2 separate regions of the Homo sapiens genome follow, and region 2 is linked to region 1. Evidence: chromatin loops called from intact Hi-C (ENCODE). Cell type or tissue: PC-9. All regions are shown on one strand. Each heading gives the region's core, and the rest is flanking DNA. Links, peaks and the distances in the headings are about the cores only. Region 1 has its middle 42 kb from the start of MIR4444-2. Region 2 overlaps LINC02005 (long intergenic non-protein coding RNA 2005).

The links. Hi-C counts contacts between places; a loop is a spot of excess contacts. Peaks named below come from ENCODE experiments on the same cell type or tissue, not always from the same donor. Only the 100,000 strongest peaks of a DNase experiment are listed, where the experiment ranks them.
Region 2: it touches region 1 in a loop (6-fold over the local background); 27 of 110 quality-filtered maps call a loop at or near these places.

The regions. Positions count from the first base shown.
Region 1 is chr3:75,166,658-75,178,073 of GRCh38, forward strand. No RefSeq gene overlaps it. Among named protein-coding and RNA genes, the nearest start is that of MIR4444-2, 42 kb to the right of the region's middle. In PC-9, for the core only: a CTCF peak has its summit at 5,179 (motif pointing left); no DNase peak of the experiment used is centred there.
Region 2 is chr3:73,863,053-73,874,468 of GRCh38, forward strand. It overlaps LINC02005 (long intergenic non-protein coding RNA 2005), which reads left to right. Exons shown (of 4, transcript NR_146637.1): 3 at 6,724-6,909. Among named protein-coding and RNA genes, the nearest start is that of LINC02005, 60 kb to the left of the region's middle. In PC-9, for the core only: CTCF peaks have their summits at 5,852 (motif pointing right) and 6,051; no DNase peak of the experiment used is centred there.

The sequences.
Region 1 (11,416 bases), core at 1,710-9,709:
CTGCATGCTGGCAGAGCCATGTTGCACTTGAATGGACCTACTGGCAAATTTGGACATATTTGGATACTCTTCTTATTAGTATGGTACATTTGTGTTATTCATCACCACTATTGTGTTATTCACCACCACTATTTATAATTAGTAGCCTGGATTCTATTGGTGCATGTAGGTCTGCAGCTTCAGTTGTTGTCACAGGAAAAGGGGGGGATTTTTATTTACTTACTTAGTTTTGGTTGGACTGACTGCTGAGCTGACAGAGAAAAAGAGCTACTTCAACACCAGTATAGGAGAACCAAGTACTGCAGTAAATGAGTTTAAAAGGCATCTAGCCAGCTTTACCTGTTCCTGCTGATACATGAGACTTCAATCCAGCCAGAGCCGCAGGGTCTAGAAGAACCTACCCGTGTCTGAGCCTGAATGATAACGGATATAATAATACCTTGAACTCATGTAGCACTTTTGTACTTGGACTTTCAGAAAGGTGGGCTGAGCAGGTGCTATTATCTGCATTTTACCAAAATATCTCTCAGAGGCAAAAAGCGTGTGGGGAGGGGTGAATAAAGGTAAATATACCAAGATGAAGCCAAAGAGGCTTGAAAATAAGGTAGAAACAAGTGCACTTAGATTGAGAAGTTGCATGAAACCTTATGAATTGTTTTTGGTTACTTTCTGCTACTGGTGTTACTTATTTTCTAATTAATTACATCAAGTAACTGTCTGTTGATTAACTCATGATATTGTACCTAGCATGTTTGCTAACAATAGGGGTCTCAAGCTCAAATGCTTAAAAAGTCTAGGCAGACCAACCTGCATGAATGGAAGGGTGCAGGTTAGGGTATGCTGACCTGGGAAGCCCCTGCTCATCATAAAGTGGCCATCACTACTCAGGTCCATTGAGGGAGTTTCTAGGAATGTAGACCCAGGGTAGACTTGTTATATGACTCTTTAAAGGAAGCTGAAAGCAAACTTGTGTAATCTCTCATTTTTTTTTAGTTTTGCAACTAATTAAAAAAATTAAACCTCCAAGGGCCAAAGAATACTTCTTTGGAGATAAATTTGGCCCACATGTTGCCAGTTTCTCAACCATCCACTTATGAATTCAGAATTGTCTGTTAATCCTACATATTGGGCCAGGTGTGGTTGCTCAGGGCTTTGGGAGGCCAAGACAGGAGGATTGCTTGAGGCCAGGAGTTCGAGACCAGCCTGGACAATATAGCAAGACTTTGTCTCTACAAAAATTTTAAAAGATAGCCAGGTATGGTGGCTCATGCCTGTAGTCCCAGCTATTTGGGGCTATAGTGGGGAGACTAAGGGAGGACGATCACTTGAGCCCAAAAGTTGGAGGTCACAGTGAGTTGTGATTATGCCACTGGACTTCAGCCTGGGAAACAGAGCTGAACCCTATCTCAAAAAAAAAAAGAAAAAAAAGAAAAAGAAAAGAAAAAAACCTCCTGCCAATATGGAAGTCTTGTAACTTGTTCCCAGAGAGAATGTTTTCCTTGAACACTTACTGTCAATAGCAGGAGTGACTTCTTTGAATGGCAGTTGGGTGAGCCCTGGAAATATCTGCAGCATCTCAAAGAGTATGAATAGAGCTTTTTAAAGCTCCTTGCATGACCTTCTATTAAATATAACTTACTTTGATCTTTAACACTAAAAATTAGGTAAGCAAATATTTATAGGATATATAGACTGTTTAAATATGTTCCTATGGGAGCAGAGTGACATGTCTGCACACATGGTAAATAGGTTTTCTTTTAATTTTATGAAGTTATAAGTTCAAGTGGTCAAATAAGATAGTAATAGAAATCTTAACACATATTTTTACAAAAGGACTCATTAGATCTGATTTAGCCACGGAGCTAAATTTAATTCATAATAAAGGCAGTCAGTTTTTAGTACTCTTCCTGTGTTGGAATTTGGTATAAAGCAAGAAATATGAATTTTGAATTATCAATAATTGATATATATGCAAGTGAGAAACCAGTTATTGACATAACTCCTCCTGATCTAATATAGCTAGTGGATATAGAAGTGGGAAGTAAATCTTAGCAAAGCTAATTTATTATACAAATAGGGAAAGTGAGGTACAGAAAAGCAGGATGTAAGTTTCTCAAATTCACAGGGCTAATGAAATGAATGGCCCAATCAGGACTTTAAAAATCCAGTCCAGGTTCTAGGCAATATAACAATAAGCCCTAAGCCCCAAACCAACCTACCCCCACGACACACAAACACCTTGGGTAAAGGAACTAGGAGTAGGTATATGAGATTCACTCTTCCTTCCCACCCTTCCCTTCCCTCCTTCTTCGCCCCACCGCCCCCAGCCCTTCTTTCTTTCCTTTCTTTATTCCTGTTTGAGGTACTCTGAGTTGGGAAGTAAGAGAGTAGGGATGTCATTATGGTTGCTGGTAGGAAATTCACCAGCTAAATCTATTGATGGAGGGGGTTCCAAATGGATATCGGGAATTAGGACATTCTCGTAATTTGAAAGATTCTAAAATATTTCTTTCATGGGATGTGATTCAATTTACCATTTCCCCAAGAAATATAACTTCCTGAAGGAAGATATGTTAATAAAGGTAAGAAAATAAATCACAAAATCCATTACCCAGAGACAGTTGTTTTTTATATTAAAATATGTGATCTTCATTACTTTTCCCATGAGAATTTAGGTTTACAAAAATTGATTCCGTCCATACATTATTCTTTCATTTAAGGATTTTCAAACTGTGACTTATGACCAATTAGTGGGTTAGAAAATCGATTTTGTGGGTAACAACAAGCATTAAAATAATTAATAGAAATAGACTATAAAGTAACTGAGTAAATAGTGCAGAGTAAGGATAAATATTTTGTCAGTTATATATGTGTGAATGTGTCTAGGACCACAATGTAAAGTGATTTTTGTATTGTCAGTAAAAATACTAGAAAACCAGTACTGTGGCTAGCTATTTCTGCTTATTATTATTATTATTATTATTATTATTATTATTATTATTATTATTATTTTGAGACAGAGACTTGCTCTGTCACCAGGCTGCAGTGCAGTGGCACAATCTCAGCTCACTGCAACCTCTGCCTCCCGGGTTCAATCGATTCTCCTGCCTCAGCCTCCCAAATAGCTGGGACTACAGGCATGCACCACCAAGCCCAGCTAATTTTTGTAGTTTTAGTAGAGACGGGGTTTCAAAATGTTGGCCAGGATGGTCTCGATCTCTTGACCTCGCAATCCTCCCGCCTCGGCCTCCCAAAGTGCTGGGATTATAGGCATAAGCCACTGTGCCTGGCCTTCTGCTTATTAATTTTATAAAACCTCCTTGTTTTTTTTAAAGACAGCATCTCACTCTGTCACCTAGACTGGAGTGCAGTGGCACAATCATGACTCACTGTAGCTTCGACCTCCAGAGCTCAAGCAATCCTCCTGCCTCAGCCTCTCAAGTATCTGGGACTATAAGCTCATGCCACCATGCTGGGCTAATTTTTAAATTTTTAGTAGAGTTGAGGGCTTCCTAGATTTCCCAGGCTGGTCTTGAACTCCTGGGTTCAAGTGATCCTCCTGCTTCACCCTCCTAAAGTACTGAGATTATAGGCATGAGCTACTGAGCCCAGCCAAAGCTCTTCCTTTTAAACAATTATTGATGTATATAATCACTTTGAATTCTGCCTGAAAAGAATGCATGCCATCTCACATTATTGCTCTCTGCTTTGTGAGGAAATGAGATCCTTTTGCTTAGAAGGATCACAGGTTCAATGTTTATTCCCACTCCAGTCTCATCTTGGAGGAGTCTTCCACTGACTATTGTTTTTATGGAGAGAAAGAGTTTCCAAACCATTACATTTCTGCTTACAGTGGCTTGGAATTTAAGTTCAACTATTGTCTGGGTTGGTGTTATTGCTATAGTAATCTAGCAGCAAAATACCATGGGTTTAGGATTCCTCCAGCCCAAACAGTTGGTATCTTGAGATTATTTTGCCCACATGTCTTTACTATTCATCCAAGCTGATTCAGGAATAAAGCAAACCCTTTTCGTTGCTTTTTGTTATTTTAGTAAGGACAGGTGCTGTAATGGATTCTTACATGCAAACTTGCTAATGCCTGGATTCTGTAGACTTTGATTTTGAAAAGAAAAATAATTATGAGTTCAAGGACAATAGATTTATTTATTTTCTCTTCTCTTAGCCACATTTTTAGTTTACTTGTATGGGTCACTGCACTTTGTCAATTATCCTTTTTTCTTCATTTGGCTTGCAGGTTTCCTTGAGCCATGACAGAAAATTAATCTAACTTCCAAGGATTAGTTCACAAATTGGGTGACCTCCATCGAATATGGGGGCAGTGGCCACAGCTGATCTTAAATCCTGACTTTTCTCAGTAGAACACCCTGCCCATTGGTCACCAACTCTAACTTGTCTTGAACCAGGGTGTGGGATTAAAAGCTACAGAAAGAATATAGGTTTACTAAACTTTTCTGGCCTTTTAATTTTATGTTTTAAGACTCATATAGTAAAGGCTAATTTATGTATTTGCTGAAGCAATGTCAGAATTGCTTTATGTATGTAAACAGGTGCACATACACACAAACTCATTATGTTAAAATTACACAGTGCGATGACTCTCTCTAATGCACACTGCACATAAGCCAAGCTTCCTGAAATTTATTTGACATAATTAATAAAGTAAATGTATCAGAAGATCAAAAAGTTGTCTCTAGAGTTTGCACATGAAAGTTCTTCCTTTGAATTGAAATTTTTATATATTTTCTGTGATTTGATAAGAGCAGGGCTGAAAATTGACAATCGTAATAATTATTTCCAGTTGATAGCCTACCACAGTTTTCTGCAAGCTGAAAAAAAAACTGACAGTACGTGGTCACTCTCTTTAAAGGGCTTACATGCTTTCCATCCTCACTCTAAAGCATAAAACGTGTCAAATGAACTCTGTAGAATAGGGGGTAAAACTAACATTCTTGTATGTAAATAAAATAGACTCGCAGGAGTAGCAGTTTGAATGTGTGTGCCACTCTCCTATGTTAAGGCCCTGGGCAGTTATCATGTCAAATGCAATGAAGTTTTACTAGTTCTCACAAGCAAGCAAGGAACATTTAAGAAGTACAATCTCATTTCAGGAATTAGAAATAATTCAGGTTGGAGAGACCTCTAGTGGGCATTTCCATTCATATCGATGATGAATCAGACAAAAACAGATAAAAGTTGATTAAAAATCACATTCTATATTTCTGCAATGATACATTCTTTTTAAAATAAAGTACACCTTATCAGGATATATATGAAATAGCCAAAACAGGTGCTCTTCAGAAAAATAATGAAGGTTTAAGTCTGAATATATATACTCAAAGCTAACTGTATTTTCCCTGTTAAAGTGCCACAGAACCAAAATGTAAATGTTAGTAAAAAATTTTACAAGTGGATATTTTTATCTACCTTATTTCTGCTCTCACTAAAATCCTGCTTAAAAATTCATTAGAATATAAATCATACATAAGACATTTATCTATTATTATCCTCAGTCAAAGTTTAACTGAATTGCATCATGGAAATTTTTCCAAAATGGGATACCAGTTATTCAAAGCTCCCTTCTGTCATACTCTCACACTGTATTTCCCAAGACACTATTGGACAAATAAAATTGGTAGCCAGAGCAATTATGAAAAGCCAGGTCAAAGAAACAAGTCCCTGCCCTACCTTTAGAAAGCTGAAAATGTGCTGGAGAAGAGACAACAAATCACAAAAGCCTGGGAGTGCCCTTGGCAAGGATATCATTCCCCAGAGAGTTTTGAGCTTCTCAAGCCATGCTTAATAACAGAAAATAAAGCCTGCTGAATTTTTATTGTCTGTAAGAATATTACAAAATACAATGAATTTTTATTTCTACCTGTTTATTAAGATGCACGTTTCAACTTATTTCATGTCATAATACAATGTGGCTTAGTTCTTCATTGCTTAGTAATTAACTGGATGGTTAATCATATTTCCCTCTCAACTGCAAATTCTTTGAAAGCAGAGAAGGCATTGTCTTCTCTTCTTACACCTCCTTATTAACATATTGCTCCCACACCTCTGTACTGCACAATTTCTGTACTTATTTAAGTGCACTTGCTCCTTCTCCTCCACGACTTCTTGAAAAGGCAATGTGGATTCCACAGTGTATGGCTAAGGGTCTGGAGAAAACATCTAGCCCAGCTGCAGACCCTTGGGTGTTTATTACTATTATTGATGATTTTGATGGTATTCTCTCCCTCCTTTGAATGTTCCCATTTCAGGCAGTTTTGTCTATAAATAGGATCTACCTTCCAGAGCCAATGGTTCCAATAGAGTTCTTTACTTATGTCAGTGAACTTAAATTTTAAAAATCTGTTTTCATAGAAGGTTAGCAGTTTTTTTCCCATTAAGAATGTAGGCTATATTATCTCTAGTGTATTCCACAAAAGAAATCAAAGGTATTTTCATACCAAGTTACAATTGTGGCAAGTAGAGCCAGTATTGTTTAGGCACTGTGTAATTATGGTAATTATTATGCCTGTCATTTAATCTTGGTACTAAAAGAGAAGCTCATGTATTATCTTACGAATTTGTATTTCTTTTAATATGTTAATTCTATCAATATGATGGTTTTTGTTTTTATGCCGGCTGATTTTGTTTTTGCATTGGCACATATTCAGAGAAGGGCTGCTGAGGCTTTATCAGAAAATATTAAGTGAGATTCAAGAACTGGATTAGCTTCCACTTAGTTATTCTTGCCCCCTACCCCCATAATTCATTTCAAACTCCTCCTTCCTCTGTAAGTGATAAAACCCTTGATATAAAATGGACTTGTGAAAGTTTCAAAGTGCCCAGGAAGAAGGCACTGGGCAGGCGATTTCCAATGGAGGTGGTCCCAGGTAAGAGGTACGAGGGAGAAATGGCCCAGATGGTAGCTGCTTTGAAAACGGGCAGGGGAAAAGCAAATCCCTGGAGGCAAGCTGAAGGAGGAAGGAGGGGAGTATAGTGCACTGACTGGGAATCAGCCTCACGGCCTGCAGAGCTGGAAGCTGCAGAGCTGAGATCTTAATGGGCATACCCTGGATGATAGGCATAGAATCTATTGCCCCTACCTCAAAGACTGGTATGAGGAGAAAGAAATCGAAGCAACAGGTGGTGGAAGAAATTCTGACTAAAAGGAATCACAGTGCTGTGTCCTAACTCAGCTACTGTCTCATTGATGGGTGGGGTGGGGGGTGGCTTTTAAAAATTATTTCAATAGTTTTTGGGGGGAACAGGTGGTGTTTGGTTACATGAATAAGTTCTTTGGTGGTGATTTCTGAGAGTTTGGTGCACCCATCACCTAAGCAGTGTACACCGTAGCCAATGTGTAGTCTTTTATCTCTCACCCCACTCCCATCCTTTCTTCCAAGTACCCAAAGCTCATTGTATCATTCTTATGCCTTTGCATCCCCATAGCTTAGCTCCCGCTTATGAGTGAGAACATACGCTGTTTGTTTTTCCATTCCCAAATTACTTCACTTAGGATAATGGTCTCCAGGACCGGCGTGGTGGCTCACACCTGTAATCCCAGCACTTTGGGAGGCCGAGGCAGGTGGATCACGAGGTCAGGAGTTTGAGACCAGCCTGACCAACATGGTGAAACCCCGTCTCTACTAAAAATACAAAAAAAAAAAAAAAAAAAAATTAGCCAAGCTTGGTGGTGGGCGCCTGTAATCCCAACTACACAGGTGGCTGAGGCAGGAGAATTGCTTGAATCCTGGAGGTGGAGGTAGCAGTGAGCCTAGATCATGCCACTGCACTCCAGCCTGGGCGACAGAGCAACACTCCGCCTTGAAGAAAAAAAAAAAAAAAGTCTCCAATTCTATCCAGGTTGCTTTAATGCTTTAAAGGAATTTTTAGCTATAACATATAAATAATTAAATTAAGAACTGTCAGATGTTGGCCAAAGGGCACAAACTTTCATTTATAAGATGCGTAATTTCTGGAGACCTAACATACAGCATGGATGGTAATGGAGGTTTTAATTGATTTGATTGTGGTAATCATTACACAATGTATCATATATCAAATCATTACATGGTACATGTTGAATATATAAAATTGGTATTTGTCAATTTAATGTCTAAACATTTTAAAAAGATGACAGCGTGGAAGAAAAATGAGAATACATTTAAAAAATTCAGAACTAAATATATTATCTGTCACATGGTGAATTCTAAAAAATTGTTTGTGGAATAAATAAGTGGACCTTTCAGATTTTTTTAAAAAAAAAGAACTGTCAGTATTTAGGAAGGGAGACTTCCATGAAATTGCTATCATATTCCATTTTAATCCACTCTTTTGATCAATATTACAGGATCTGGATGCATTCATTGTGCAATATTGGAAATTATTCTTAGCTTATAATTATACTGTGGCTGGGGAAAAGATGTTCTTTAAAAAACAAAACCTGTAAGTGACCTACTCTATATGAATACTGTGTCTTCTTTTTGTTTTTTCTAATTATTCCGTGAATGCCCATTTTCCTTTTCTCCAGGCTGCTACTGTCACATCAGTGACAGTTATCAGGCCCCTATTTATTTAAAAATTTGAATAAATGCACCAACCCAGGCTACTTCCATTGCTTGCTGCCAAATATTATTAGGTTTTTTACTAATTAATTACTAATTCAGTTGTCAGCTGAATTAGTCTCTCAAATTAATGTGGCTATGCAATGTGAGAAATCAGATATCAGTTGATACTGTAAAATAATATACACATTTTTTGAAAGACACATTTCTATATAAATGTAAAATGCTACAGAATTAAAGGAAAATCAACCGACCTATAGATGACAAAGTCGTGCTGCTGACAATGCTATTCATTGTCTTAAAGGCTTGCTTATAATAGTTCAAACATCAATTGCAGAGTTATGTACTTTCACAATCACAGAATGTTTATTACCACAAACATCTTTTAATTTCTTTTCTCTGAGTAAAAGTTTCCATAATTAGAACTATAAAAATTTGACATTAAATTAATGTGTTTCTGAAACCACTGTTTCAGTTAATGATAGTGATATCACTATTTGTCTAAAATGCTTGCATCTTCACACTGAGGAGTCACTGAAATATCTTAAAGTTAGCAGTGTTCGGTGCATCTAGTAACCAGTTTATCATTCACACTAAGCCCATGTTCTTTGTGTCTATATAGTCTACTCCAAACCTTACATATGTATATAAAACATCCACTTTATGATACCAATTTGAACCACCATATTATATCTAATTTGGAACATCATCAAATTATAAATCTATCTAGTTGGGATGGAAGAGCTAAGTTACCTCAAGGTCATTTCTTGAGAGCTTGGTATTCTTATATCGAGATTAGAAGGGGCAGCAACCATATAGCGCTGGCTTGTACATCATTAAAACCAAAAATGGAATTGAATTAATTGCCCCATGGAAAAATCAGAAATTTCACAACCTCCTCTCCCACACACAATCATGTTCCCATACTATCATTTTCTTTTTAATTTTATTTGTACTGACAAATAATAATTGTATATGTTTATGAGGGTACAATATAATGCTTTGATCCATGTATGCACTGCAGAAAGAGCAAATCGAGCTACTTAACATCTATTACCTGACCTACTATCTTTTCTTGAAAATTCGGGCTCTCTTGGTAAAAGGGACCTTTATCTTGCCACGCTGCTATCATCCAGAGGTTAGTGGTCCTGTCATTTCTCTCTTTTGGAGAGTAGGCAATTCAAAGTGTTCAGTTTTTCTCTCATGTCCTGATATCAAAAATGTATATATTTTTGGGAAAAAAAGTCTTACAATTAAGAAAAAAATAATATGTATTCACAATGCAGAAATGAGGATATATAAATAGGAAAAAGTTAGGTGGGGTGACTAAAAAGTCACGCAGCTATCGCTGGGAATAAATGAAGATCCTATGACCACTGATTCTATGCTTTTACCAGAAACTTGCTTTTATACTTGAAAAGGTACTTCCAAGTCAGAGTACAACATCTTTTAATTTTAGAATTTATGCTGTATTATTTTTAGAACCTTCATAACTGCCATCAAAACATATATTGGAGTTTATTTTTTAGGGACACCCAGACATCTGCAGCTGAGAAGAAACCAAGGACTCGTCAGTCAAAATTAAGAGCTTGAGCTTTGGAGTCAGGCAGATCTGGATTTAAATCTTAGTTCTCTTGTTTATTGGCAGTGTAACCAGAACAATCTTCTTAAACTTAAAGTTACCTTCAACTGTTCCTATTTTCCTATATCTTTGAAATAAATCCATAATTCAAACTCTTGTCATCCCCTCCATGGCCATCCTGCTCCCCTAACCCAGACAACTCTCTCTACCCTAATCACTTGCCCAAATTGTTTCTGTGCCTCCTGACCAGTCTTACTTCTCAAAATTTGCTAACGACTTTGCATTTCACTCAGAGTGAAAGAGAAGGTTCTTACTGTGATGTATCAGTAAAAAGCCATATGGGATGTGCACGCCTGACTCACATTCCTTTGTTATTTCCCTGATCTCGCCCTCCTCTATGCTGCCTCCTGCTGAGTCTACTTATTCTTGTGTTTCTTTTTCTTTCCTTTTCTGTAGAAGTGGGGGGGGTCCCTATTTGCCCAGGCTGTTCTTGAACTCCTGGACTTAAGTGACCCTCCTGCCTTGGCTTCTCAAAGTGTTGAGATTACGGGCGTGAGCCACAGCACCTGGCCCGAATCTACTTATTCTAGCCACACTATATTTGTTGCTATTCCTTGAACACCTCGGGCACATTCCTTCCTCAGGGCCTCTGCACTTCCTGCTTTGAATTATTTGCTTGAGTTATTCTTCCTTCAGTTGTCTACATGGCTACTACTTTCAGGGTGTTACTTAAAATCTCTTTTACAGGGGGTGACCTAACTCGTATGCATAACATTTCAATTCCTTTCAAACTCTTTCCATCCTCTTCCTTGTTTCATTTTTTAGCCAAAACCTTTCCACTATCTAATATGCTATATGTTTTAGTTATTTAGCTTGTTTACCATATGATTTGTCCCCAAGGGGATATAAACATCATAAATGAGGATGTTAGTTTGTAATTATCACAGAGTCCAGAATAGTGCCTGTTACACAGAAGCACTCCATTAGTTCTTACTGATGAGCAAATAAATGAAGAAATAAACCTCTCTGAATCCAGGAATCCCTCAGGATAACCCTCATGAGGTTATTGTATTCGTTCTAGATAATACTTGTAAAGAGTTGAGCATAGTACCCATATATATTGGGTTAAATGAAATCGATTCTTAACATTAATTTCACTTGTTTCCTTCTACTTTATAAAATATGGCTACTAGAAAATTCAAAACTACGTATGTGGCTTGTGTCTGTGGTTTGAATTATATTCCTATTGGATGGCACC
Region 2 (11,416 bases), core at 2,066-10,065, 1.3 Mb before region 1:
CCAAGTAGCTGGAACTACTGGCATGCACCATCACTCTCAGCTAATTTATGTATTTTTTCTAGAGATGGGGTTTTGCCATGTTGCCCAGGCTGGTCTCAAACTTTTGAGCTCAAGCCATCTGCCCTCCTTGGCCTCCCAAAATGTTGGGATTACAGGCGTGAGCCACCAGGCCTTGTCTCCTTTCTTTTTTTTATAACTATTTGTTTATGAGTTATTTTTAAAAGATGATGCTACAGAGAGATATACAGATGCATGTAAGAGACACCTAAAATTTGACCTTTTACAGATCCTAACATTTGGGTTAAGACTTTAAGAATTTTTTCTCTGCAAACACAATGCTTTTATATTTTTATGAAACTGGAATTATATAAGTATTAATATAATACTTTTTTCTTAAAAAGCTTACTATGCCATGTACATTGTTTATATTAATAAACTTAGTTGAATACTTAAGTAGTTTCCTTTTTTTTTTTTTATTATGGTGAAAATGCTCCAGGGAACATTCTGGAACACTAGTTTCCATAATTGCTTGTGTTAAATAACTAGGTAGAATTACTGGGTCACCCTTAAGATTTAGACACATAGTATCAGATTGTCCTTAGGGAAGGCTTACAATTGTGTTTTCCACACCCTCCAATGTGCTTACTCAGAGAAGCCTTCCATGACAATAGCATTCCGAATCAAATTGTATCACCTCTACCCCAAGGCTCTTTATTCTATTAACTTGTTCTGTATTTCTTTGCACTTATCGCCACTTGACATACTCGAGTATTCTTCTTGATATACTTGACATTCTTGATATTTCACTTATCTCAGAGAGGTGTTCTGTCACAGTAGCCTATAAGCCCCAGGAGTGCTGGGACTTTATTTCTGTTCACTGTTGTATTTCCAACTCTAAGAACAGTGCCTAGCATATATTAGATCCTCAATAAATACTTGTTGGCTGAATCAAGGACTCATTTCTTTCTTTCTTTCCTTTTTTTTTTTGTTTTTTTTTTTTTTGAGACGGAATCTCGCTTTGTCACCCAGGCTACAGTGCAGTGGCATGATCTTGGCTCACTGCAACCTCTGTCTCCCGAGTTCAAGCGATTCTACTGCCTCAGCCTCCCGAGTAGCTGGGACTACCATGCCCAGCTAATTTGTGTATTTTTAGTAAAGGTGGGTTTTCACCATGTTGGCCAGGCTGGTCTCGAACTTCTGACCTCAGATGATCTGCCCACCTTGGCCTTCCAGAGTGCTGGGATTACAGGCGTGAGCCACCGTGCCCGGCCTCAATGACCCATTTTTAACAGGAGATATTATCTTTCCTATTCTCCGTCATAGAGAGCCATATTCCAGTTGAATAGCAACATAAAATACAGTCATATGAGGACAGCATAGCCAATTAGTGTGTTCTGTTACACCTGCCTTCCATCCTTTCAGCCAGCTCTTCTTCAAATGTCCCAAATTTACTTACTTTAAATATGGAAATATTACTACTGTCAGGATGGCAAAGTTTTTATCCCGCCCCTGTAGTGGACATGACCTTGGATCTGGGATTGGCAAATGTTTTCTGTAAAAAGCCAGATCATAAATATTTTAGAGTTTTCTGGCCATACAGTATTTGTCACAACTACTCAGCTCTGCTTTTGTGAGAGCAGCCATTAACAATAGGCAAACAAATGTGTGTGACTGTGTTCCAATAAAACTTTACTTACAAAAACACCTAGTGGATGAGTTTTAGCTTTAGTTTGCTCACCCTTGCTTTAGAATCAGAATCTTAATTAGTTTTCAATAGTTCAATTTTATAAAGCATCGAGAGCATGTCTATCCAATGAAATGTATCCACAGCTATGGACAAATATGTAATTTTAAATTTTCTGGTAGCCACATTACAAAAAGTATAAAGAAACAGATGAACTTTATGTTAATACATTTTCTTTAGCCAAGTAAATTTGAAATATTATTTCAACATGTAGTCAATACAAAACATCATTAACGCAATATCTTACAGCTATGTATGAAGTTTTTGAAATCTGGTGTGTATTTTGTACTTCTAGTACATCTCAATTCAGTCTAGCCACAATTTCAAGAGCTCTGTGTAGCTCCTGGCTACTGTATTGGACAGTGCAGATTCGTAGCAGGTGTTTTCAACCTTGGCACTTCAGAGACTTTGAACAAAAACGTATTTGGTTAAGGGGGCAGCACAACTCATGATAGGCTATTTAGCAGATGTCTTTGACAACTGTCTATTTGATGTGAGTAGTGCCTTCCCAGTTGTGAAGACCAAAAATATTTCAGACATTCTAAATGTCCCCCAAGGGAAACATTGTACAGTCGGGAGCCATGTATCTAGAATAAGGATTCTAAAACTAGGTCAGTGAATCCCCTGGAACTGAATACAACCTTTAGTGCCTATGTGATTTGGGTCAGGGGTGAAGTGGGGAGGAAAGGGTCTATGGCTTTCTATAACTCCTCAAAGGTGTCTGTGATCCAAAACAGGCTAAGAATCACTGACTGAATAGAAAGAGATGTTAAATTATGCCACTATATGCATATCGCCAATTAGTTCACACCCTAAATACAAGCATTTGCCTGTATTCTTTCAAAATGAAATAAATTCCCATAATGACCTCCCCAAACTTTGATCTTTCTGAACTGTACCATTGCTTTTCTGTCTTGATTCCTTAGTGTTGGAGTACTGACTTTGAACATTTCTCTTCAAGCATTACTTAGCAAGAAAATCCATGAAGGGGTAGATTCTAGTTAAAATATTGCAGTAATGGAGAGGGATTATGTGTAACATTTTAGCAACAGGAGAGTCGTTATTATTTAACTCTTAAGTTGGCAAAATGGAAAGATAATGAGATTGGGAGTCAAGAAACTCACATCTTCTAGGCAGCTGTGTGACCTAGGCTGAGTGAGAATGACCCCCATCCTTTCTCAGAGGGCTCTGAGAAGGAAGGGAGATAACTGGTACAGAGAATAGTAACGTTATTTCCTAAAATAGTTGTTCTGATTCACACTCAAAAGTCTGCTTGCCTATGTCAATCTGCAAACACAGACTGGAGTAGTTTAACTATGATGACAAGGATAATGAAGGTAAGCTATAATTAGCTTTTCCTATTTCCTCTAGATGGTATAAAATATTAGGAAGAGTTGATAAAATCATTAGAATATAAACTATCTCTAGTGGATGTGAGCATCTGAAAACAAAGGTCCTTAACCATCGGCTCCAGTCCCAGGTGATTATTTTCACTGTAATGATACATGCTCTCCCCAAATCTGTGATGCAGGGATGAGGAGACTCACATTCTTTTTGTGCAGTTAAAATTTGTGCACTTTGAATCTGAATTAACTGTGGGTTCTGTGGTTGGATATTACTAAGAGACTTCTAACTATCTGTCCTAATTGAAATACTTTCCTCAATACCAACACATTTCTGTGCCCAAACTGGCTTCCTTGTTTAGTCACATAGATATACCTACTTCTTACTCACTCTCCCAGAGCAAGTTGAGCCACCCTTTGGGCCACAGTTCACATTCAGGAAGGGCTTAGACTATTGATATATAATTTTAGACTTTTTGAAAGCGCCTTTGCAAAATTATGACAGTAAGAGAAATCTGACATAGTTGACTGCATCTTGCTTCTGAACTTTAAGCTGTCCTTTAGTCATTCCTGGGTATATGCCAAGCTAACTTTGGGATGAATTTAATTTATAGTTTATCCTTAAAGCAAGAATGATAATAGCTCTTCCCCAAACTAAACTGCCTTTGTAAAACCAATGAAAATTCACAAGGTTAGAATTATGAGAGGGACCTGAGTTCTGTTAAGATGTTGGTATAGTTAAGTGATAATGAGCTACCGTTTGGAAGTCATGAGATTTGTGACTTCCCTAATTTCTCCTGTAGGTTACATCACTATTGTAGAACCCATGATTTGCCTTTTGAGATTTCTTTTCAGACTTTTGCATTTCTGACAAGCAGCTGACTTCACCAAGACTGGCAACTCATGACCCAACTGGTCCTGTGATCCCCACACAGGCTGACTCAGTGCACAGGGAACATTTTCCACATCCCTGTGATTTCATCCCAACCAATCAACATTCCCCATTCCCTAGCCCCCTGCCTACCACATTATGCTTGCAAAAACCCTAATCTCCAAGCCTTCCGGGAGACTGATTTGAGTGGTAACTATGTCCATGTGGCCAGCCTCGTGTCAATTAAACTCTTTACTGCAATGCTTGCAGTCTCAGTTAATCAATTTGTCCATGCAGTGGGCAGGAAGATGAACCCAGTAGGCGATTACATTTTTTTTTCTTTGCGATGGAGTCTTACTCTGTTGCCCAGGCTGGAGTGCAATGGTGTGATCTCGGCTCACTGCAACCTCTGCCTTCCCAGCTCAAGTGATCCTCCCACCTTAGCCTCCTGAGTAGCTGGGACCACAGATATGTGCCACCATGCCAGCTAATTTTTTGTATTTTTGGTAGAGATGGGGTTTTGCCATGTTGCCCAAGCTGGTCTCAAACTCCTGAGATCAAGTGATCTGCCCACTGCACCTCACAAAGGGCTGGGACTGCAGGTGTGAGCCACCGTGCCTAGCCGCAACTGCATTTTAATGCTATCATATTTTCTCTACAAATTCATACTTATTGTCAGAGAGATGTATTGACAGGATTGAAGAAGAATGACGTCATCATATACTTTCATACCTGTGACCTAGTTCTGGAGCACCCTTCTCTTAGTACACTTAGAGCTAGATTTTTAAAAATAGTCTCTGTAATCATCTTACAAATAAGACAATTATATTGCATTTGTGTCAAAATTATTAACAGGAAAACAGACTCCAATTTCAGAAACAAAATATACCACTAAATATAACTTGGCATTTCTTTATATTTTAATATATCAAGATCCTCAAGAATTTAGAGGGAGTCTGGTCCTCTCTTGATGGCTGACAGGTTTGTCTTCCCCTTCAGACCCAAAGGGAAGTGAGGACATGGATGGATGCTAAAAGGAAGACCCCGGTGGGAGGTGGGGGAAAGCAATGTAGGAGATCAGAAAGGAAACAGAGAGGGCCCAGGGACACAGCATCCTGAGGAGGTCAAGATAAGACTTTTATTATTATTATTATTATTATTATTATTATTTGAGGCAGCGTGTCACTCTGTTGCCCAGGCTGGAGTGCAGTGGCGTGATCTCAGCTCATTGCAACCTCCACCTCCTGGGTACAGGCCATTCTCCTGCTTCAGCCTCCTAAATAGCTGGGCCACCATGTTACCCAGGCTGGTCTTGAACTCCTGGCCTCAAGTCATCCACCTGCCTTGGCCTTCCAAAGAAAAGACTTTAAAATAAGAAAGAAAATAAATGACCCACAGTATGACTAGGACATCCAAAGCTAGACATTTGTCATGTGAAAAACATCAGTATCCTCAGGGCACATTCATATTAACAGGCAGGATAACTGGCATCTCCTCAATGCCCAGGACCTGCGCATTTGGGGATATGTCATTCCTTCCAGCTAAACAGGAAATAATACCATAAAGGAGTTTGATACAACAGGGAAAGGGTGAGGATACAGCCTGAAGATTCTAAAATGCCTGCCCAATATCTTCCTGCCAAGTCATTATAATCTCCTGTGGCTCTCGGTCTTTTTCCAGCCTTACTTTAAAGGCAAACAACCTTTTTCTCTAGCATTTTATGACCATACAGTGTAAAACCAAGTACAGTCTAAAGCCTTTGTGGTTTTATTCCCAACTATTGGGCTCTTAAAAAGTTTGGGCTCATATGTTCAAAAGGCCTGAGAATTGAAACAGAAGACACTTTGAATTTTACTGGATTGAACACTCCATGAAGTTTTGCCACTGGAGGGCACCAGTCAACAACATTAGATGCCAACCATTATTCCTGTCTAAAGTTTTTTCCTAGGAACTTGACTATGGAGTCTAAATAGAGTCCTGTTTCACAGATTAAAGTGGAGCCACTTTATCCTTTCATAATTCAGGATTTCAAAGACCAATTTCTTAGAATAATTGGAAATCACAACATTTCATACTCATTTCTGGAATCAATATTTTTAGCCCAGTTCACATTAACCTAGTAGGTTCCCTCTCAAAAGAAATGACAGGGGAATATTTACCTATAATCGTTTGGCAATTACCGTTTATCATAAGAGGAGATCTGCATGGTCTGACCACAGGAAATGTTGAGTTTAGTAGCGTTTAAGGAATGGTCAAATTCAATACAAATATTTAATTTCATTTAACAAATGTTATTTTCAGCTTGTTTGGGAAATACTTTAATTTGAGACACTTTGAACTAGATATTTTAATGGACATTCCCCTCCACTTCAACTTTTTTTTTTTTTCTTTTTGAGATGGAATCTGGCTCTGTTGCCCAGGCTGGAGTGCAGTGGTGCAATCTTGGCTCGCTGCAACTTCCACCTCCCAGGTTCACACGATTCTCCTGCCTCAGCCTCCAAAGTTGCTGGGACAACAGGCGTGTGTCACCATGCCTGGCTAATTTTTTGTATTTTTAGCAGAGACCGGGTTTCACCGTGTTAGCCAGGGTGGTGGTCTCTATCCCTTGACCTCGTGATCCGCCGGCCTCGGCCTCCCAAAGTGCTGGGATTACAGGTGTGAGCCGCTGCGCCCGGCCTCCCCCCTCAATTTAACATCTAGCCATATCATTCTTGTGTATGAATATTATTATGGGAATAATCAAATCATCCTCTCTGTCTCTATAGGATACCCCATGGTTCTCCTACCACCAGATGCTACTGAGGCTAAACTGACTGGACTGAGGAAAAATATCTGTGGGGAAAACTTTCTTTCAGAATCCAACTTTGAACCAGAGAAATCCATTCTCTTGAAGCTGTCTGCTGTGGAGAAGTTGGCCTTACCAATCTGCCTTTGAAGTTCAAGTTATACAGGTTTGCATTTTTTCCTTATTTTACTCTACACTCTCCACTCTATTTTTCAGATGACTACCTGCTTGTCTTCATGTATTATAATTATTGTTGTTCTGCTTATTATTTCTGCTTACCAGTTTTCTTGGCTCTTTCTAGTTTTTGCTACTCACCTCAGTCTGAACCCATATAAATCTTGGACAGACTAAAATTGCACAGTGGGATCATTTCATTCACATGAGTTTGCCAATATGTGGGTATTAACAGGCAAAGGTGGCTGAGGATGGCGATTTGGGTATTAACTGGTAGCGGTGTCCCTGTGTGTGCTATTTTCAAAGTTTTTGCTGATACTGTAGCATTGGCTCTTATATAACTCAATATCCTCCTACGTGAGAAATTTCTTTTGGTCTACATGTAGGAACTTTGTCTTTAAAAAATCTATTATCTCTCTGAAAACACATGGACGTATAGAGGGGAACAGCACACACTGGGTCCTATCAGAGGGTGGAAGGTGGGAGGAGGGAAAGCATCAGGAAAAATAACTAATGGGTACTAGGCTTAATGCCTGGGTGGGTGATAAAATAACCTGTACAACAAACTGCTGTGACACAAGCTTACCTATATAACAAGCCTGTACATGTATCCTGGACTTAAAAGTTAAAAAAAACTATCATCTCTCAGCTACCTCACAGGGATGTTTTGACATTATATGAATTATGTTAATTAGTGCCAGGACAGTGCCAGGTGCAGACAGTCTCAATAAATATGAGTTTCTTCTCTACTTCTTATTTCTATTTCCTTTTTTTCTTGGTGCCTAGAGACAGATTTTATATCAGAGCAACTGTATTGACCAGAATGACAATTCATTTGCTTTACTCCTCTTTTCTCAAGCTTGCTATTTTACCATATTGTTCTTCTCTTGAAAAAACATTTTTTTAAAGTCGTCTAAATGATTAGGGGCAGAAATAAGTATCTGAAGAAGAAATGTGGTAGCCCCTCCTGGGATGTGGAATCCTGAACAACCCCCAACATGAGAGATCCTTCATGAGAGATTGGGTCAACATGGTATTCTTTCAGGGGAAATCTGTGCCCATATAAATGAATCGTAGCACAGACCTGAGTTCAGATCCTTGCCTTGGCATTTACAACTTGGGTAAACTTGAGTAGAGGGAGAATGAAGAGTTTTGGAACTCCTTTCTCTCAGCTGTACAATGGAGACTAATAACGCTTACCCAATGATATTCCTATGAAGACTCAATAAAATAATAAAAATGTGCTTGATATCATTGTTTTTGTTGTTGTTGTTGTTACTCAACTAGATGGTTACCAAAGGATTGTCTGACTCTGGAGATTTTATAAATGGGATTGCCTAAAATGATAGGTCTGCCCATGATAACCCTTAAACAGCCCCTCTGCTTCACCCAGCTGCTCATCTTCCTGGCCATGCACACATCTTATGCCCCTCTGCACTGGTACTGCAGCTCATAGGATTCCTCCTCATTGGAATCTACAGAGATGATTGACCTCATCTCTCTAAGTCTTTCCCATTGTCTTGAGTCCAACTGACATCATAATTCTACAAAGCATCCTTGTCCCAGAGCAAGAGAACCTGATCTCTATTTCCTATGAATGTTTATCATTCTATTTCCTTCTTGCCGGGTGCAGCTTCCCTGGTTCACTACAAGCCAGGTTCGTTATTTGACTGGCTGTGCTACATGGCATCAGTGAAACACTTACCACAAGACAACTCCTTGACGGTAGAGCCTCTGGCTTTTTCATCTCGATATACCACATACCTAATTCAATGCCTAGCAGAGAAGTCACTCAAAAAACACTGTAAGAATAAGGAAACCACTTATTTGATATTGTTATATATATATATATGTATGTATTTTATGTGCCCATAAGATACTTTGAAGTTCTTTGAAGTCAAGTACTTACACAGAACATTAATGTTAAAAACGAAATTTGGGAAGAATAAAAGCCAGACATTATGTCCTTTTTGGTGGAAGAATACACTACCTATGATGTAGCTTGTCAAAAGGATTGATCCTGAATCTCATCAAGCTTTAGATCCAGCCACAATTTATAGAAAATACAAAGAATAGAGAAACACGTTGATATGGTTGATATTGGCTCTGTGTCCCCACCCAAATCTCATCTTGAATTGTAATCCCCAAGTGTTGAGGGAAGGATCTGGTGGGAGGTGATTAGATCATGGCGGCAGTTTTTCCCATGCTGTTTTTATGACAGTGAGGGAGTTCTTACAAGATCTGATGGTTTAAAAGTGGCAGTTTGCCCTGCACTCTCTCTCCTGCTGCCATGTAAGATGTGCCTTGCTTCCCCTTCACCTTCTGCCATGATTAGAACTTTCCTGAGGCCTCTCCAGCCATGTGAAGCTATGAGTCAATTCAACCTCTTTTGTTTATAAGTTACCCAGTTTCAGGTAGTATCTTTATAGCAGTGTGAAAATGGACTAATACACATATTAATGACAACAAGAGGTTGCAATCCTCAAAATTCAGACTGTGGAACATTCCACTATAGTGGTTAAACTGTCCCTTGACTGTTTTTGTACACCCTCAAGCTAAAAATGGTTAAAAGATGGTTTTAAATTTTATTGCTCTATTTTATGTATGTATGTATGTATGTATTTAAATTTTTAAAAGTTTGAAAAAATAAACAATAGATGACACAGATGCTTGCTCTATAGGATTAACATTCCAACTTTTTTTTTTTTTTTTTGAGACAGAGTCTTGCTCTGTGGTTCAGCCTGGAGTGCAGTGGTGTGATCTTGGCTCACTGCAGCCTCTGTCTCTTGGGTTCGAGCGATTATCCTGCAGCAGCTTCCAAGTAGCTGGGACTACAGGCACACACTACCACACCTGGCTAATTTTTGTATTTTTAGTAGAGATAGGGTTTTACCATGTTGGCCAGGCTGGTCTTGAACTCCTGACATCAAGTCATCTGCCTGCCTCAGCCTCCCAAAGTGCTGGGATTACAGGCGTGAGCCACCGTACCCGTCCAACAACCCAACTTTTATGACAAATAAATTGCAAATGAAAGGAGAGATTAAAAGAGACTGAAGTCATAGATCAACTGGTTGCAATGAATTGATTTTACTTAGATTCTGATGCAAACTAAAGAACCATAAAATAGAAAAAGAAACATTCATAACATTTATGATACAATTGATGATATTTAATAATATTGATATAATCAATGATATTTTATGTCTGATAATGGCTTGAAATTTATGTTTATTAAAAATAGTCCTTATCTTTTAGATAAACGTACTGAAATATTTATGGATGATGCTGTGTGGGATTTGCTTTCCAGTAATAAGGGAAAGAAAGCAGATTTGGTTTTGGATTAAAGCAAGATTGTCCATGAGTTGCTAATTTTTGTAACTGGTGACTTATTTATGAAGTTTATTATATTCTTCTGTCTATTATTTCTTCTATGTTTGAAATTCTATGTAATAAAAAGTTCAAGAAAAAAATGAACAAATTTCAGAGTTCTATCTGGGCTGATTCCAGCCAAAATACCTCTGTCATGGCACTGGATTTTTCTGATCTCAGTTTCCTTATCTGTAAAATGGATATTATAATAGTGCCTACTTCATATGGTTATTGTGAAAACTATCTGAGCTAATGTATATGCAGCTCTTAATGCTTAGTACATAATGAAGCATTCAATTATTCTTAAATAGTGTTGCTGCTGCTGCTGTTAGTACTTTAACTCTCAGAAGGTGTTGCTATTTATGAATATTAGTTGCTGAGATGGTAAAGGAGGATAAGACAATAGAATTTTTATTGGGAAAACAGCTAGTATAATTATTGCAATCTACAGGTAACTGGAGACTCTGTAGTTCCCATCTTCCCCAACTGCAGTGTCCCTAAGGGGAGTGGGAGAGGATGGGAACCACACAGCCTCCAGTTACTTGTAGATTGCAATGACTATTCTGGACCAAGTTGTCAAACCTTATAATAGCCTAGTGTGGGGCAAGCTGTCTAGCTGGGCACTGAGCTTTTCCAATCAGGAATGTCACCTAGTAACCTGAAGGTCAGGGAGAGAGCAATACAATCAAACACTCAAACCAAACCTAAGAGCCATTTATTAAACTCAGCTTTATAATAATTTTTGATTATTGATGAGAAGTGTATTGCCAGAATAAAGACTATCTAATACAGGCTTAAGGGGGAAAATAACTTGAAAAGTAATTTATCAAATCCTTATTGAATATTACCATTTCAGGGAGGCAATATACCACAATAATTTATAGCAGCACTATCCATAGTGCTGGTCTTTGATGAGATAAACAGCTCGCTCCAAAATGAAAATCCACACATTGCTTCCTTACTAAAAAAGTCTTGCTATTGAAAAAAAAAATGTCATTTGAAGTAAACAGTATGCTTAGTGACATAGTTGATTTGCATGCTGGCACAAGCTCCTTATGTTCATAGTCTGTTAACTAGAGCATAGTCTACGTTTTTGAGTGAAAGTAGTTTAGAGCAGTGGTTCTCAACCA